2 separate regions of the Mus musculus genome follow, and region 2 is linked to region 1. The links are chromatin loops, found by intact Hi-C in ENCODE. Cell type or tissue: left cerebral cortex. All regions are shown on one strand. Links, peaks and the distances in the headings refer to the core of each region. The heading gives the core; the rest is flanking DNA.

Region 1 (7,643 bases), core at 1,360-5,359:
TAATATCTGGGTTACCTCAGGCTGGTGGGCTGCAAAACACAAAGCTCTGCTATACAGAATGAAATGCAATATTCTTTGTGCCTTCCCTCATGTCCACTTGAGGGCGCCAGTGCTCACAGTATGTAAGTCCTATGACCAAAGGATGAAGGAACTGTATATTATTATAGTGATTATTTGCAAGAAACATTGGAAACTCACAAATGTGTATTTCCCATAGCCCACCAGTCACGTGACACCAAACAAACCACTTCGTCTGGCTTCTACAAAGTAGTGGTGATGTGTAGACACTGACAGTGATGGAGTTGATGAAGATAGAACAGACTTTAGAAATGAGGGAATATTAGGGTATCATTTGGAAAAAAAAAACAAATGCTTACTCTGTACTAAATTTTATATTTGGAAAATAGTTCTCTGTTTTTATAATACAAGTATTAAAGGAAGACATGAGGTGGATTTCTACGCTTAGCAAAGAGACGTGAGTTTATAATGGTGAGCTCTGCCTCTCTTCAGTCAGCTTGTGATGAGCAGAATCTATCAGAGCATCACAACCTCTCACACTCCTCTCTTCCTCTCTGCCCTTACCCCCACCTCTCTGTTTCAGGTCCTTGTTTGTCTGGTTTTTATGAATTCATGGATAAGACCAAGGAAAGAACTATTGTGTTAAACCTGAGAGCTGAGCCAAAACCGAAGGAGCACCCTGAGATATGAGGAAGGGGGTGTGGTCACAGTCAGTACCTGCTCATGGCTTTGGTTTTATTGTTTGTTTGTTTGTTTGTTTGTTTTTTGGTTTTATTGTTTTTGTTGTTGTTGTTTTTTGAGGTAGGAATCTCTTACATAGTCCTGTTGTGGAGTTTACAGGGTCGATCAGGCTGGCCTTGAACTCGCAGAGATCCATCTGCCTCCGCATCCCAAGTCCAGGGATTAAAGGCATGCCACTCGTGGTTTTAAACAAAGTTTTAGTAACTTGGGACAGAAGGAAACCTCCTTAACAATAAAGAACATCTACAAAAAAATCTCCCACAAATATTATGCTTTAGAATTTATAAGATCGGCTCATAAGATAATACATGAAAGGCAATTATTATGTATCAATGGCAAAAATAAATAAAAAAATAAATCAATTATTTACTCCAGTAAAGAAAATATCTGAGAGTAAGTCTAATAAAACATATACATAAGACTTTTACACTGATAACTACAAAATAATACTGGACAAAACTAAAGAAGCCCTGTACAAATACAGCAATGTCCTTGGATTGAAATACTCAGCAGTGCTAAGATGATAATTTTTTTATGAATCAACACACAGACATATCACAACCATAATAGGATCCAAGCATTCTTTTTGTTGCAAATTGATGTTTCTAAAATACATATGAAAATGCAAAGGACAAAGAAAAGCAGTTGAGCCAATTTTAAAAAAAATTTATTAGATATTTTCTTCATTTACATTTCAAATGCTATCCCAAAAGTCCCCTATACCCTCCGCCCACCCTGCTCCCCTACCCACTCACTCCCACTTCTTTGCCCTGGAGTTCCCCTGTACTGGGGCATATAAAGTTTGTAAGACCAAGGGGCCTCTCTTCCCAATGATGGCCAACTAGGCCATTTTCTGCTACATATGCAGCTAGAGACACAAGCTCCGGGGTACTGGTTAGTTCATATTGTTGTTCCACCTATAGGGTTGCAGACCCCTTCAGCTCCTTGGGTACTTTCTCTAGCTCCTCCATTGGGGGGGCCTGTGTTCCATCCTATAGATGACTGTGAGCATCCACTTCTGTGTTTGCCAGGCTCTGGCATAGCCTCACAAGAGACAGCTATATCAGGGTCCTTTCAGCAAAATCTTGCTGGAGCCAATTTTTAAAAAGAAAGCCAGAAGACTTAGACTTACAATTGTTAAACTCACTGTAGCACCTTAAACCTTATACCAAGGTTACCCTGAGGTCTGTCTGAGTATGGTACAAACTGCTTGAAACAAGTCCAGCATTGGCGGATACTTTAAACTCCAAGATGGCTTCTATTCTGCGCCATCACTGGCAACAGCAAGGAACCACTTGCAACTATTGTTTACTGAGCATTGTGTCTGGGCATCACAGGTATTGTCCTGTGCTTATGACTAGCCTTTGACATAGGGAAAGATGGGGAATGCAGAGCTCAGAGATATACCATCACTTGTCCAGGCCATAACGGCTAGTAAATGCAGAGCTATGATTCCCACACACACCCTCTTGAAGCCTGTGTTACTATGGCACGTGGCTTTGAGAAATCTGTGCCCACTGAGTCAGGCGTGAACAAACGCCTCTCAGCTCTCTGCTTTCTTCATTTGTCCAATGAGGGAGGACTAGGTGACCTCTCAGACTTCCTCAGGTTCAAAATATATGGCTTGTTTATTTGCTTGCTTGCTTGCTTGCTTGCTTGCTTGCTTGCTTGCTTTAATGAAGCTGCTCTGACTCTTTTTATCAAGGGCTTGCGCTGGTTTCTGCTTGAACGTTTCTCCCTCCAGGAAGATGCAGGTGTTCTTGGTTTCCATCACACAAATCCAGGAAGCAGGTCCGGCGAAACTGCTCTCTGTAGGACTCAGGTTTCTCTGTCTTTAGTTTCATGGCTTATGGTGGAGTTAACAAGAGTATAATTTGTGTTTGCACAAAACCAGTACACAAAAGGAGAGGTCCCGGCATTACTAAGCATTCAGGAAAGAGTCTCCCACACCGAGAGCACACAGTTCAGTTTCATTAGGTTCTCCCATGCAAATACCCCTCTCACCCACTGCTCAGCCCCAATGCCAGCTCCCTCTAACTTTCTAACTGCTTTTGGAAGAAAAATAAACCCCGATTTCTATTTTGTTAAATGTGGATGTATGTGATGAGGAAGGGGCAGGAATTAAGGAAGCACCCAACTGACTAGACTACTTCTGGATTCCATATCAGTGATTCACAGAAAGAACCCAAAGTTCTCCTATATACTGCCTGACAAAGGAAGATACTCTCCCTGTTTCTTTCTCTGTCCTTCCCTCCCACTCCATTATCCATTTGTCTGTCCATCCTATCCATCTAGTCCATCTATCCATCCACCCCTCATCTACCCATCCAGCCTATCCTTTCTATCTATCCATCCATCATGTCTCCTTATACTTCCTCTCCCCCTGTGATTCAGTCCAGACTGACGAGGCAGGTGTACCGATGAACATTACAATTAGGGTAAAGCTGCTTCCACTGTCCATGTGAACATCGCAGAAACTGCTAAATGCAAACTCTCAATTTACAACATGGCCAAAGGAGCAGCTTCCCTGGTTGCATAAAACTTGATGTCTCTATCTATTGACCAAGAAAAACACAGATCTGCATGAACAGAAATGAGAAGTTTCTCTAAATGAAATTCTTCCCTACCAAGAAATGAAGACTTCAAGTCATGCCACCATGCCACTCGGCACTGTCTAGTGGTTTCCCATCACACCTCTGAGGAAAAGCTAGAGCTCTTGAGTTGTCCCCAGGGCCTAGCATGGCCAGGCTGTGCAATGCCATTCTTGCTGGCCACTTAGGCTTCTGTCCTAACGTATAAACATGTCAGGTGTGCCAAGATGCAGGGCCCTCAGAATATCGAGTGGTATTGCTGCTCTACATGCCCTTTCCTCAAAAGTCATGGCTCCACCGCCTCTCCGTGTTTTCCTATCTTATTGCTTTCTGTTCTGCTCTTTATTACTAATTTATCCATAGCAATAACCCATCGAACCACAAAGGAAGCCTGCTTCTCAAGAAATTATCTACTTTAAGTAACTTTAAGAGACATCTCTAATCCTAAGAATTGAGAGACGGAGACGATTAGGAGTTCAAGACTGGGTCTGGTGAGATGACTCAGCGGTTAAGAGTACTGACTGCTCTTCCAAAGGTCCTGAATTCAAATCCCAGCAACCACATGGTGGCTCACAACCATCTGTAATAAGATCTGATGCCCTCTTTTGGTGTGTCTGAAGACAGCTATAGTGTACTTATGTATAATAAATAAATAAAGGAGTCCAAGACCAGCCTCAGCTATATAGAAAATTTGAAGCCTGCCTGGGCTATATGAGACCCTTTCCCAAACTAATAGTCAAAAGTGAAAAAGCAATAAACCAGAGTTTCCACGAGAACCCTGTTCGTTAGCCCAGAAGTGCTTGAGGTAAAGAACTGTTTGGCTGGCATGCTGTTAGTTCAGAAATCACTAATTATTAAAACCAGTAAATAGTCCTTTTCCCTAAGGAGCTCAAGTGGTTGGTCCAAGGCCATAGCATGAGCAGGGAACCAGTCTAGGAAGGGAAGTGGACTCTCTGACCCCCACACTGATCGATTTGTTCTAGAAACATTTACCGGGTACATTCTTTACGGAAGGCACCGTGCCAGGCACTGGGGATACATGCAGGGTCCTCGCCCTCAGAGAGGTTACATTCTGTCAGGTGTCGCAGACTTGAGCAACAAATGACTCGTTTTGTTTGCTTCACTACAACTGTGCTGAGGGACACAGGAGAACAGGGTACATTGAGACTATATGAAGGGGAGAATGTGAGGCAGTGGACTGGGCCACCAGACAGAAGAACTGGAAAGGTCGAAGCAGGTTCAAACCCCCGGGTGATCTTAGAACTGAGAACGGTCGGTGTGTAACCAGCTCCCTGGCAAGTTCTACCTGTCCTGGAACATGTAACCATGACACCCCACTGAGAGGACCATGACAACTGGTCATGTAGCTAAAAACCTGGCGTTCTCCATGCTAATGAGGTATCTAGATAGACCTGGAGTATTCATCCAATGAGCCTCCCTTCCTGGGCACTCCTTCCTGAAAAAGGTATTTAATTCCTGGTTCACACTGAGTAGGACGTAAGTGTAAAGAGCCTCTCCTAAATCTCCCAGAGAAGCCTTCTCTCTTCCAGCTTCTCCAAACTCTTGGCACTCACTCCGAACCAAACTGGACTCCTCCAGAGCTAGCCCCTTCCTGACTGGTGAGTGGGGAAAGTGCAGACTGAGACACGACTCCCTCCCCTCTCAACTCCCTGAAGTCCCCAGCAGCCTCTGGGTATACAGGAGATGGAGAACCAGTGAGTACCCAGAAGAGGCTAGGACCTCTATCATAGTCTGTGTTCTGCCTCCCCTGAGCGGTGTTCCAGCACCGTAGCAGCAGCAGCAAGGCAGATGCACAGCCCAGCAGAAGTCCTGAGATACTCTGGGGAAACCAGAAAGAAACCTTTTAGCTCAACCCAAAGGATGAATAAGGATGATCTGAATGAGGAGGGAGCTGGAAGATCCCACAGAGGGAAGAGCATGTGTCCTGTGCACTACACCAAGTTGCTTCTCCTGTATTGTCCTTGTCCCCCAGTATTCAGGAAATAAGGATAACACACAGAGAGAATAGCGAGAGTCAACAGGGCTGAGTTCTCCTGTGCAGAAAATGTTAAAGAATGTCAACTAATCCGTGCAGCATCATGAGAATAGAAGGAAGGGGAATACAAAGGTGCTAACAAGTGTGTAGGGTCTTGTACATTTGTAGGAAATCCTGTATCTTCAGTAATTTGTCTGCCCACAGCCATCATGAACATCGCCTTTGGCCTTAAAGCTTAGATACAGGAAGTGACCACAGCTTCCACGCTTGGGGCAGGTAAGAAGGTGGCCCACCCAAGTCCCTAACACTACAGAACTTTGATCTCCCTACCCCATCCACTGCCCCTCACCTATGCCCATAGCACATTCTACACCTGACATGAAGCACACATGCTCTTATGTTTGTCTGCTTGATGGAGACAGAGTATCATGTAGCCCAGGCTGGCCTCAAGTTCACTACAGAGCCACTAGAGCTGGAATCGTTGATCTGCCTGCCTCCAATGTTGCCTGAGTGCTGGGATTAGAGCTGTGCACCACAATATCAGTTTTATTTGGTGCGGAGGAATCCAGGCCTTCACGCATGCAAGCCAAGTGCTCTACCAGTCAAGCTACCTACACTCAAATCTTGTGTCCTTCTATTCTGAACTTGAAGCACCCTCTCCCAGCCCCCTAATCTTGCCACGTATTCTCTGCAGTGTGCTCCGGCCCACTCACCGCCATTTTCTTCCAAACGAGTCATCCCTTCACAAGGTAAAGTCATTTATTCTCATGACAATCCCTTGACTTCCTGTGGCATCTGTCTGTCAGAATAACAACCTCACACCACCTATTCCCAGGTTTTTACATTTTATTTTAATTCATTTTTATGTACCTGAGTGTTTTGCCTGCATGTTTGTCTGTGTGCCACATGCATGAGAAAGCCAGGGAGGGCATCAGATTCCCTGGACCTAGAGTTACAGTTGGTTGTGAGCCGCCATGTTGGTGCTAGAGATCCAACTCTGGTCCTCTGTGAGGGCAACTAGTGCTCTTCACTGCCAAGCCATCTCTGCAGCCCCTACTTCCTGGTGCCTATACTCTAGGCTGTGGCCTGCTGAAGAAAACGATGCCGCCGTCCAGGCTGGCTCCCCACACAGATATCATGGTCTCTCACCTAGGTTTACAATCAAACCATTCCCTCTCTCCACATCAGCCACCCAACCGTATCCTCAACCACCACGTCTGCCGTCCTCCCTCACATCAGGAGACTAAATTCTAAACACTAAAACTCTATATACTTCCTGCTCCTACAATACCAGGCTGGGGTTCTCAGAAGTAGAGCCAGAGCCTGTCACAGGAGGAAGGACATTCTTGGGGGAACCCTGGAAGGACACAGAAAAAGCCAGATGGTCTGGAAGTTGAGCTGTGAGAACATTGGACACTTGTTCTCAGCCTGTTCCCTCAGGGTCTCTGAGGCACAAATAGCATATAAGGTTACCCACTTTGAGGCAAGAAGCCACATTTTAGTAATTAAAATGTTGAAGGAGGTCATCCCAGGAGGAAGGCACCTTTAGACCTTAGAGTAAATATGGGGGTTGAGGGTATGGGGGTGGTACATGTGTGTGAGGAGAGCATGTGAGCCAAGGTATGCAATAGGCTAAGCTGTATCCCTTGCCCTTTTATTTTGTGACAGGGTGTTGATACGTTCCCTGGATTGGCCTTGAATTCACTCAAGAGCCCCAGTGGCCCTTGAACTTTTGATCCTCCTACGTCAGGCTACTCAGTAGCTGGGATCCAGTCCTGTGCTACCAAGCCTGGCTATGAGTATACTTTCCCATGGGAGCATAGCCAATAGAGCAGCTGGGGACTTGGGTCACACACATCACCAACAACAGCTCTTTGGACATCTAAGGCCACACTTTTCCTGAACCCCCCCCCCCCCCCCCGCACCCACTAGCTGTGACCTCTCACCTCTGCACTCAGTCCTTCAGCAGTCTGCCACCTTGAGCTTGTGAGCTCCCAGACAGTGGCCATCCTTTCTTCTCAGCATTTCCAGTATCTAGCCCATGGAATAAACCTGGCTGAGTGGATTTTGTACTCATCGGTACAAATTCTAGAAGGTTTTTCAAGCCCGGTGTGTCAGAGTTGATTGTCAAGGTTTGGGTGGTCCTTGGGATTGAGCCTAGCACTTCATGCATTTTGGGCAAGTACTCTACCACTGAGCTACATCTCCAGCCCAAGCTTTACTCTCTTAAATAGAAGAGTTGTTCTTTTGCACTTTCAATAGATTGTGCAGATGACAAACTTCAGCACCCCCTTTAG
Region 2 (7,643 bases), core at 1,317-5,316, 250 kb after region 1:
TTCTTTTTAGGGGTGTGGGGGGGGGTAGGGTTTGAACCTAGGACCTCGTGCATGGTATGTAAGCATCCTACCACTGAGCTATAACTCCAGCCCCTACATGTTTATTTTATTCTAAGCAGTGTGTCCTGGATTGACGCCTAGTCATGATCCCACCCTGCTGGCAACTGGATTTCTGCAGGCTGGGCAAATGCTTTACCTTGGGACCCACCCATCCCCCCTCTGGCTACTTTTTTGGAGTGTTTGCTGTTCAGACTGACAAATCAGGGGAACATTTCAAAAGAGGCTGCCTAAAACTTTCGAGCACTAACAGTGTAATCCTCAGCCTGCTTGACACCGCTCAGCTAAAACGAACCAGAAGAGCAGCCTTAGACCAGGCCACAGAGCTAAGGGGTGAACACCACCAAATATGATTCACTATTCTCCCTGTGCCTAAGCTAACAAAAGATGAAAGATAAACGTCCTATTGCCCTGGCCCAAAGCTAGCAAAAACTAAATGGTAAATTCCCTTTTCTTCTTTGCCCAGAGCTATCAAAGGCTAAAAGCTAAAGTCAGGATGGTAAGTTCAGTTAACTGTCTTCAGTGATAAACACCTGTGTGAGTCTTGGCGCTCACGGTACGGACTACAGAATTATAGGTAACAGCAATGAAAGTTGTTTGTTTCTTTTGCTGGCGGGCCTGGTAGGTATAGTGCAATTCTCACACCAAGTCTCGTCTTATCCTGTGCAGAATACAGTTATCATGCCTGTGCCTAGGAAAGTTTCAGTGACAGACTCAAGATAATAACACAAGATGGCTGTTCTTTCTGGAGTCCCTCTCTCCACCCCCACCACCCCCAGTCATCCCCTTTGAAAGGCCCGCCACCCTTCCCTCACACGCAGGTTTCATGAGTCTCTCCCTCAGTCTGCATGTGGTTGTTCACACTTGTGATCTCTCAGCACTTGGGAAGCTGAGACAGGAGGACTGCTTTGAGTTCAAGTCAGTCAGTGAGATATATCAATGCCCTGTCTCAGAATAGATGCTGGAGAGATGGCTCGGTGGTGAAGAGCACGTCCTGCTCTTGCAGAGGACCCAAGTTGGGTTCCCAGTACCCAGAGGGTGGCTTGCAAGCATCTGTAACTAGTCCTAGTGGATCCAACATCCTCTTCGGACCCCTGCAGCCACTGCATGCACACAGTATACACACGCGTGCATGCAGGCAAAACACTCACGCACATGAAATAAAATTAAATCCGTCTTTGAAAATAACTTTCGAGGACTAAAATAAAAGCTGCCTTCACCTTTCCTCTGGTTTCTGTTTGGTTCTTTGTTTGGGCAGGGGCTCTCTAGGTGAGCACAGGCCACCTCACTCAAGGATGGAGGTGATTTTCTAGTTCTCCAAGTGTTACACCCCTGCTAGACCACAGCTCAGTTCTCACCACCATGCTTTAGTTGTCTGTGAGTCCCTCCAACACTGCCATGCTGGCATGCTGTAATGCCTCTCTTGAGAATGAGTACAAATCTGTCCCTTCCTCCTGAGACGTGTCCTGACCTGAAGTGCTCTCCCCATGGAAGTGTGCTCATTGCAGCAATCACGAAGGCGTGTTAGTAACTGTCTGTAGGGGCTGGTGATGTAGCTCAGGCAGTTGGGTGCTTGTCTTGCTTCAGATCCCAGTGCGTATAGAACCAGGATGTAGTGCATAGCTTTCTTCCTAGTACCAGGAAGCTGCAGGCAGGAGGGTCAAAGGATCAGGGTCATCCTGAAGTCCATAGAGAATTTGAGGTGCACCTTGGCCATCTGAGACCCACCTGAGAAGTGGGATAATGAGTACCCATGTCACGGGACATGCATGGTTCAGTGAGTAAATCGATTGCCATATAGGTATGAAGACCAGCGTTCAGATCCTCAGTGCCCACTCAAACACAGGGCAAGCATAGCGGCCTGTTTGTTATACTAGTGCTGGGAAGTGAGGGCAGGGATTCTCTGGAAAGAGCTGACTGACTAGTCTAGCAAGCTTTGAGTCCAAGTGAGAGACCCTGTGTCATCATGGTTTGAACATGCTTGGCTCAGGGAATGGCATTATTTAGAGGTGTGGCCTTGTTGGAGTAGGTGTGTCACTGTTGGTGTGGGCTTTAAGACCCTCATCCTAGCTGCCTAGAAGTCAGTCTTCTGCTAGCAGCCTTCAGATGAAAATGTACAACTCTCAGCTCCTCCTGCACCATGCCTGCCTAGAAACTGCCATGCTCCCATCTTGATGATAATGGATTGAACCTCTGAACCTGTAATCCAGCCCCAAATATATGTTGTCCTTGATAAGACTTGCCCTGGTCATGGTGTCTGTTCACAGCAGTAAAACCCTAACGAAGACACCCCGCCTTAATGTATAAGAGGAAGAGTAGTTGAGGAAGTTACCCAACATCAACCTCTGGGCTCTAGAAACACACACACACACACTCACACATATACTCCACACACGTACATACATACACACAAGCATAAACACATACACTTCACATATACGAACACATACACAGACCTATACTCCCCCCCTCAGACATACATTCCCAACACACAGACATAGACACATACATACACACACAGAGATATACACATAAAACACACACACATGTGAAAACACCCCCCCACACACACACAAAGTGGCTGTACATATCTGACTTCTTTTTTTATTAGATATTTTCTTTATATACATTTCAAATGCTATCTCGAAAATTCCCTATACCCTCCCTCCGCCCTGCTCCCCTACCCACTCACTCCCACTTCTTGGCCCTGGCATTCCCCAGGTACTGGGGTATACAAAGTTTGCAATTCCAAGGGCCTCTCTTCCCAGTGATGGCCGAGTAGGCCATCTTCTGCTACAAATGCAGCTAGAGATACGATCTCTGGGGGTACTGGTTAGTTCATATTGTTGTTCCACCTATAGGGTTGCAGACCCCTTCAGCTCCTTGGGTGCTTTCTCTAGCTTCTCCACTGGGGGCCCTGTGTTCCATCTTATAGATGGACTTCTTGATATACTGATATCTGACTTCTTGATATACTGGAAGGCCAGTGTGGACCCAGAGCGGTGGGGTGGGGTGCACAGGGAGGTCCTTTCATCTTGAGCATCCAGCACCTGTTAGCACGATTAGAAGAAGTGAGTGACATGGTCCCAACTGTGGTTTAGAACCGATAGGATATAAGTAGAGGAACTGATTAGTGAGTAGCTCAGCTGGAATGGCAGGACTCAGTCAGGGAAAGCCAAGAATAGATTGGAGAAGGACCAGGCTCTGTGAATGGATGGCTGTTATAGACGCCACAAATGCAGGTTGGCTGGGCGCCCTGAGATCTGGGTTTGTAGATAAACCTAACCTTACAGGGAGCCATCAAACTTCTTGGTGGAGCCTGTTTTGCCTGTGTCTGCTTTCTGACATCTTCAAGTGGGTCCGGTGCCACTTGCGACTTGATTGTGCTATTCTGGGGGCTGACGCCGAACATACCGTAGTACCCGTAGCAGTGTTTGGCAGTTCAGTGAGCTCCTACTGGTCTGTTCGTGGTGTAGACCAGGCTGGCCTCTAACACACAGAGATCTGTCTGCTTCTGTCTCCCAAGTGCTAGGATTAAAGGCGTGAACTGGTACTCCCAGCCAAGTCAGCTGACTCTTAGCCACGGTGTGCCAGGCCACCTGGGGTGCAGTGAAGGAGGACATGGTGACACTGCCACTGTTCATTGTGGAGGGAATAGATGGAGAATAGAGGAAGGAAGGCTTCTGGGAAGTCGAGGCCTGGCTCATCTGACAGTTTTCAGTGGGTTCGTTGCCCCAAGAGCTAGCAGTGTTGTATATAGAGTTTGGATGTTCCTGGGAGACAAGGCAGGTCCATGTATGAAGAACCAGTCTGACCGGTCCAGTGCGCATCTGAGTTTTTGGAAGCCCGAGGTTGAGTGGCCAGAACCAACTTGCCCCAGGAGCCTTCTGCTCAGTGAAGCCTTTGATTGAGACTTCTATAGATTTATGAGAGCCTTGGCAGACTTACTGTTTTTATTCTATTACTCACTATTTCAGGAATCAGAACTGATTTGTCTACGGCCTGTTCAGTTGATCTTCATGCTTTCGTTACGTATTTATTAAATTTACCATATCCTCCTAAGAAGCCCTGTCCCTTGTTTTGTGTTCCTCAGATTTTCCTTCACATTGCTTCTTTCCATGGATGACTGCTTTGACAGCAGTAAGAAAAATGTGCGTGCTAAACCTTACGCGGGGTTTGTTCTTTTTGAGGGCGGCTCTCTCACTTAGCCTAGATAGAACCCACTAATTAGGCAAGGCTTCCTAGTCAGTGAGCCCAGAGCGTCCCAGCCCTGGGGTTATAAATGTGCGCCACCGCGGCCTACCTGCCTGCTTATGTGGGCTCAGGAAATTGAACTAAGGTCTTCATGCTTGCAAGGCAAGCACTTTCCTGATGGAGCTGTCTCCACAGCCCTCCTAACTTTTCTTATTTTTAAAATTTATTTTGATGTGTGTGTGTGTGTCTATGTAAGTGCAGGCAGAGGCTAGAAGAGGGCATCAAATGCCCCAGTGTCAGAGACACAGATAGTTGTGAGTCACATGACATAGATGCAGGAACCAAACTAGATCTAACACTGAGCCATCTCTGTAGTCCCTCTTTTACCATATTTTAGCTTTTTTTTAAAAAAAAAAAAAAAAAAAAGAAGAAGAAGAAGAAGAAGAAAAGAAAAGAAAGAAAACCTCACTCTCATGTTCATACTGTTTTGGGGAATGTAAATTAATGGCATTATGGAAAATATATGAAAGTTTCTTTTAAAAAACTAAAAATAGAGCCACCATGTGATTCATGCATCTTACCATTGGGCATCCATCCAAAGACAATGAGACTGGCTGGTTGAAGAGGTCTGTGCACTTACACGTTTACCGCAGAACAGTTCATGGTATCTCTTCTGGTATCTAAATGGCAGTCTCCTGTGCCCCAGTGTGTCTGAAGACAGGAGACAGGACATAGCATCCCCCGTCTCCAGAACCTGGCACAGGTGGCGATGCCGCACAGTAGTGACTGAGTGTCGTGTGTGCTGGGGGCTTCAGCGGAGCTTTATACTGGATGGTTTATTTCTCACAGCATCTCTGTGAGATAGGCACATGGTGGTCGCCACTTTACAGATGGAGAAACAAAGACAGAAGCCTCGGGGAGCAGGCTCACACTGCAGTCCCCCTAGAGAGGCGGAGGCAGAGGGATGGCTGAATGTTTTGCAAAGTGAGTCTCAGGCTAGCCAAGGCAACATTGTAAGGCCTTATCTTAGAAAAGATGAAGCCAAAGAAACCACGAGTGACTTTTTAGTCCCACAGCAAAGTATTAGTGTAGATAGGACTGAGCAAAAAACCTGAGTCAGATCTCACTGTACACCCCTATCTAGTGATCTGAGGTCACTGATATCAGCCACCAAGGTGATAGGTGATTTTTTTTGGGGAGGGGTATTTTGTTTTGTTTTCCAGACAGGGTTTCTCTGTGTAACCTTGGCTGTCCTGGAACTCACTCTGTAGACCAGGCTGGCCTCGAACTCAGTAATCAGCCTGCCTCTGCCTCCCAAGTGCTGGGATTAAAGGCATGTGCCACCACCGCCTGGCGATAGGTGATTTTCCATAGAGAGCTATGGGTGAACCCAAATGACTAACTCCTTTTGAGATGAACGTAATGACTAAAGGTCGAGGTGTTGCTTGCTTGCTTTCCTTTTGGTGTTGAAGATTGAGCCCAGTGCACGCTGGGAAAGTGCTCTTACAGCACTGAGAGGTGTCCCCATCACCTAACACATTGTACGAACCAATTTATCCAGCATACCAAAAAAGCTGGAAGCACAGCTGTTGATGTGGCCAGTGAATTAAAATTGTTCTTTTTCATTCTGTGTGTCCCTCCTTCCTATGGGATTCAGTAGTTCACAGGGAATAACTCAAACATTTCCTTCTTTTGTTTACTTTAGAGACAGTCTCGCCCTGCAGCCCAGGCTGACCTGGAATTCACTGTGTTTTCCAGGCTGACCTCAAAGTTACAACAATCTTACTTCAACTTCCCAAAGCCAGAGCCTGCAGGGGAAGTCACCATGTCAGGCTTCTTTCTTTCATTTCCTTCTTACTTTGTTTTGGTTTTGATGTTGTCTTTTTAAACAGAGCTTTGGTATATGCAAGCTGTGTGGTCCAAGCTGGTCTAAAACTTCTGGATTCTTAGGTTCAAGTAATCCTCCTGCTTCAGCCCCCCTGGTGCTGAGATTACATGTAATACCACCACACCAAGATTTTCATCCAACTCTCTTTTTCCTCCCCTCTCCATCCCTTCTCTCCTCCTGCTCTCCCCTTCCTTTCTTTCTGAGATGAGTCTGACAAAATAGCCAAGGATATCTTCTGGCCTCAGCACCTCCAGAGCGGGGACTACAAGTGTGGCTCCCACTCCTGGCGCGCTCTCTCTCTCTCTCCTCTCTCTCTCTCTCTCTCTCTCTCTCTCTGTTTCTGTCTGTCTGTTTTTCTGTCTCCATCTCTCTGTTTCTGTCTCTCACTCTTTCTCTTTCTTTTTTCCTTCCTTCCTTCCTTTCTTCCTTTTTTCTTTCTTTCCTTCTTTCCTTTCCCCTTTTAAAAATGCTTAGATGTACTGTAGTGTTAAGCATTAAACTATGGGGCTGGTGAGATGGCTCAATGGTTAGGAGCACTGACTGAACTTCTGAAGGTCCTGAGTTCAAATCCCAGAAACCACATGGTGGCTCACAACCATCTGTAATGAGATCTGATGCCTTCTTCTGATGTGTCTGAAGACAGCTACAGTGTAGTAAGATATAATAATAAATAAATCTTTAGGCCAGAGCAAGTGGGGCAGACCAGAGTGAGCAACCTTCATTCTCAGCAACCATCAGTAAAGCTACAGAGTATACCCATATACATAAAATAAATAAATAAATATTTTTTAAAAATTAAACTATAGTCTCAGATTATTATTGTCTATTGAAGAACAGGGCAGTTGTACCAGGCAGTTGGAAATACAGTCCCTTGATTCCTTGTCTACGCCCAAGATGGCTTTTGTTTCTGTTTTAAGCGGTTGTCTGTGTTTCTAGATAGTTCTCAGGTCTTCTCTAATGTGGCTGACAGTAATCTGACCACTTCTTGTTGTCTGTCTCTTGTTTCCCAGCAACTTCACTGTGTCTAGTTGGCTGCTGTTGATCAGCTGGTAGCTGGCATTCGTTCATGTATATGTGCATGAGAATGTATGCTGCTAACCAGGTTTACTGGTATTGTCATAAAAATCCCTCTCCTTGTCTGTCTGTCTGTCTGAGCATTGCCAGAGGGGGAGGGAAATGGTTTTGTTTGTTTGGTTTGGGTTTTATTTTTGGCTGATCATGCTGTTTTGAGAGGAAAGCTTCCCTCTTCTTCTCTTTCTCTCCCTCTCTCCTTCTCTCCCTCAGCAGAGGAGGAAGCCATGTCTTACTGGTTTATTTCCCATGTACAGCTCTCTGTAAAGGCCAGGAGTCAATGATGATTTAGGATGGTGGAGGACTCCAAGTAGCTGAGGGAAGTCACGAGGTCAGCTGTGAGTAGTCTGACGGAGTCAGTGTCCCAATGGGGACACTATGGGAAAACCTTGGCTTTGACTGTTGAACTTCATTAAGAAACCACGTCAGGTTA

The links. Peaks named below come from ENCODE experiments on the same cell type or tissue, not always from the same donor. Only the 100,000 strongest peaks of a DNase experiment are listed, where the experiment ranks them.
Region 2: it touches region 1 in a loop (4-fold over the local background); 7 of 42 quality-filtered maps call a loop at or near these places.

Annotation. Positions count from the first base shown.
Region 1 is chr5:92,718,556-92,726,198 of GRCm38, reverse strand. The region is part of intron 1 of Shroom3 (shroom family member 3); the gene reads right to left. Among named protein-coding and RNA genes, the nearest start is that of Shroom3, 39 kb to the right of the region's middle. In left cerebral cortex, for the core only: no CTCF peak of the experiment used is centred there; no DNase peak of the experiment used is centred there.
Region 2 is chr5:92,465,640-92,473,282 of GRCm38, reverse strand. All of the region lies in intron 2 of Scarb2 (scavenger receptor class B, member 2), which reads left to right. Among named protein-coding and RNA genes, the nearest start is that of Mir6415, 11 kb to the right of the region's middle. In left cerebral cortex, for the core only: no CTCF peak of the experiment used is centred there; a DNase peak (open chromatin) is centred at 3,326.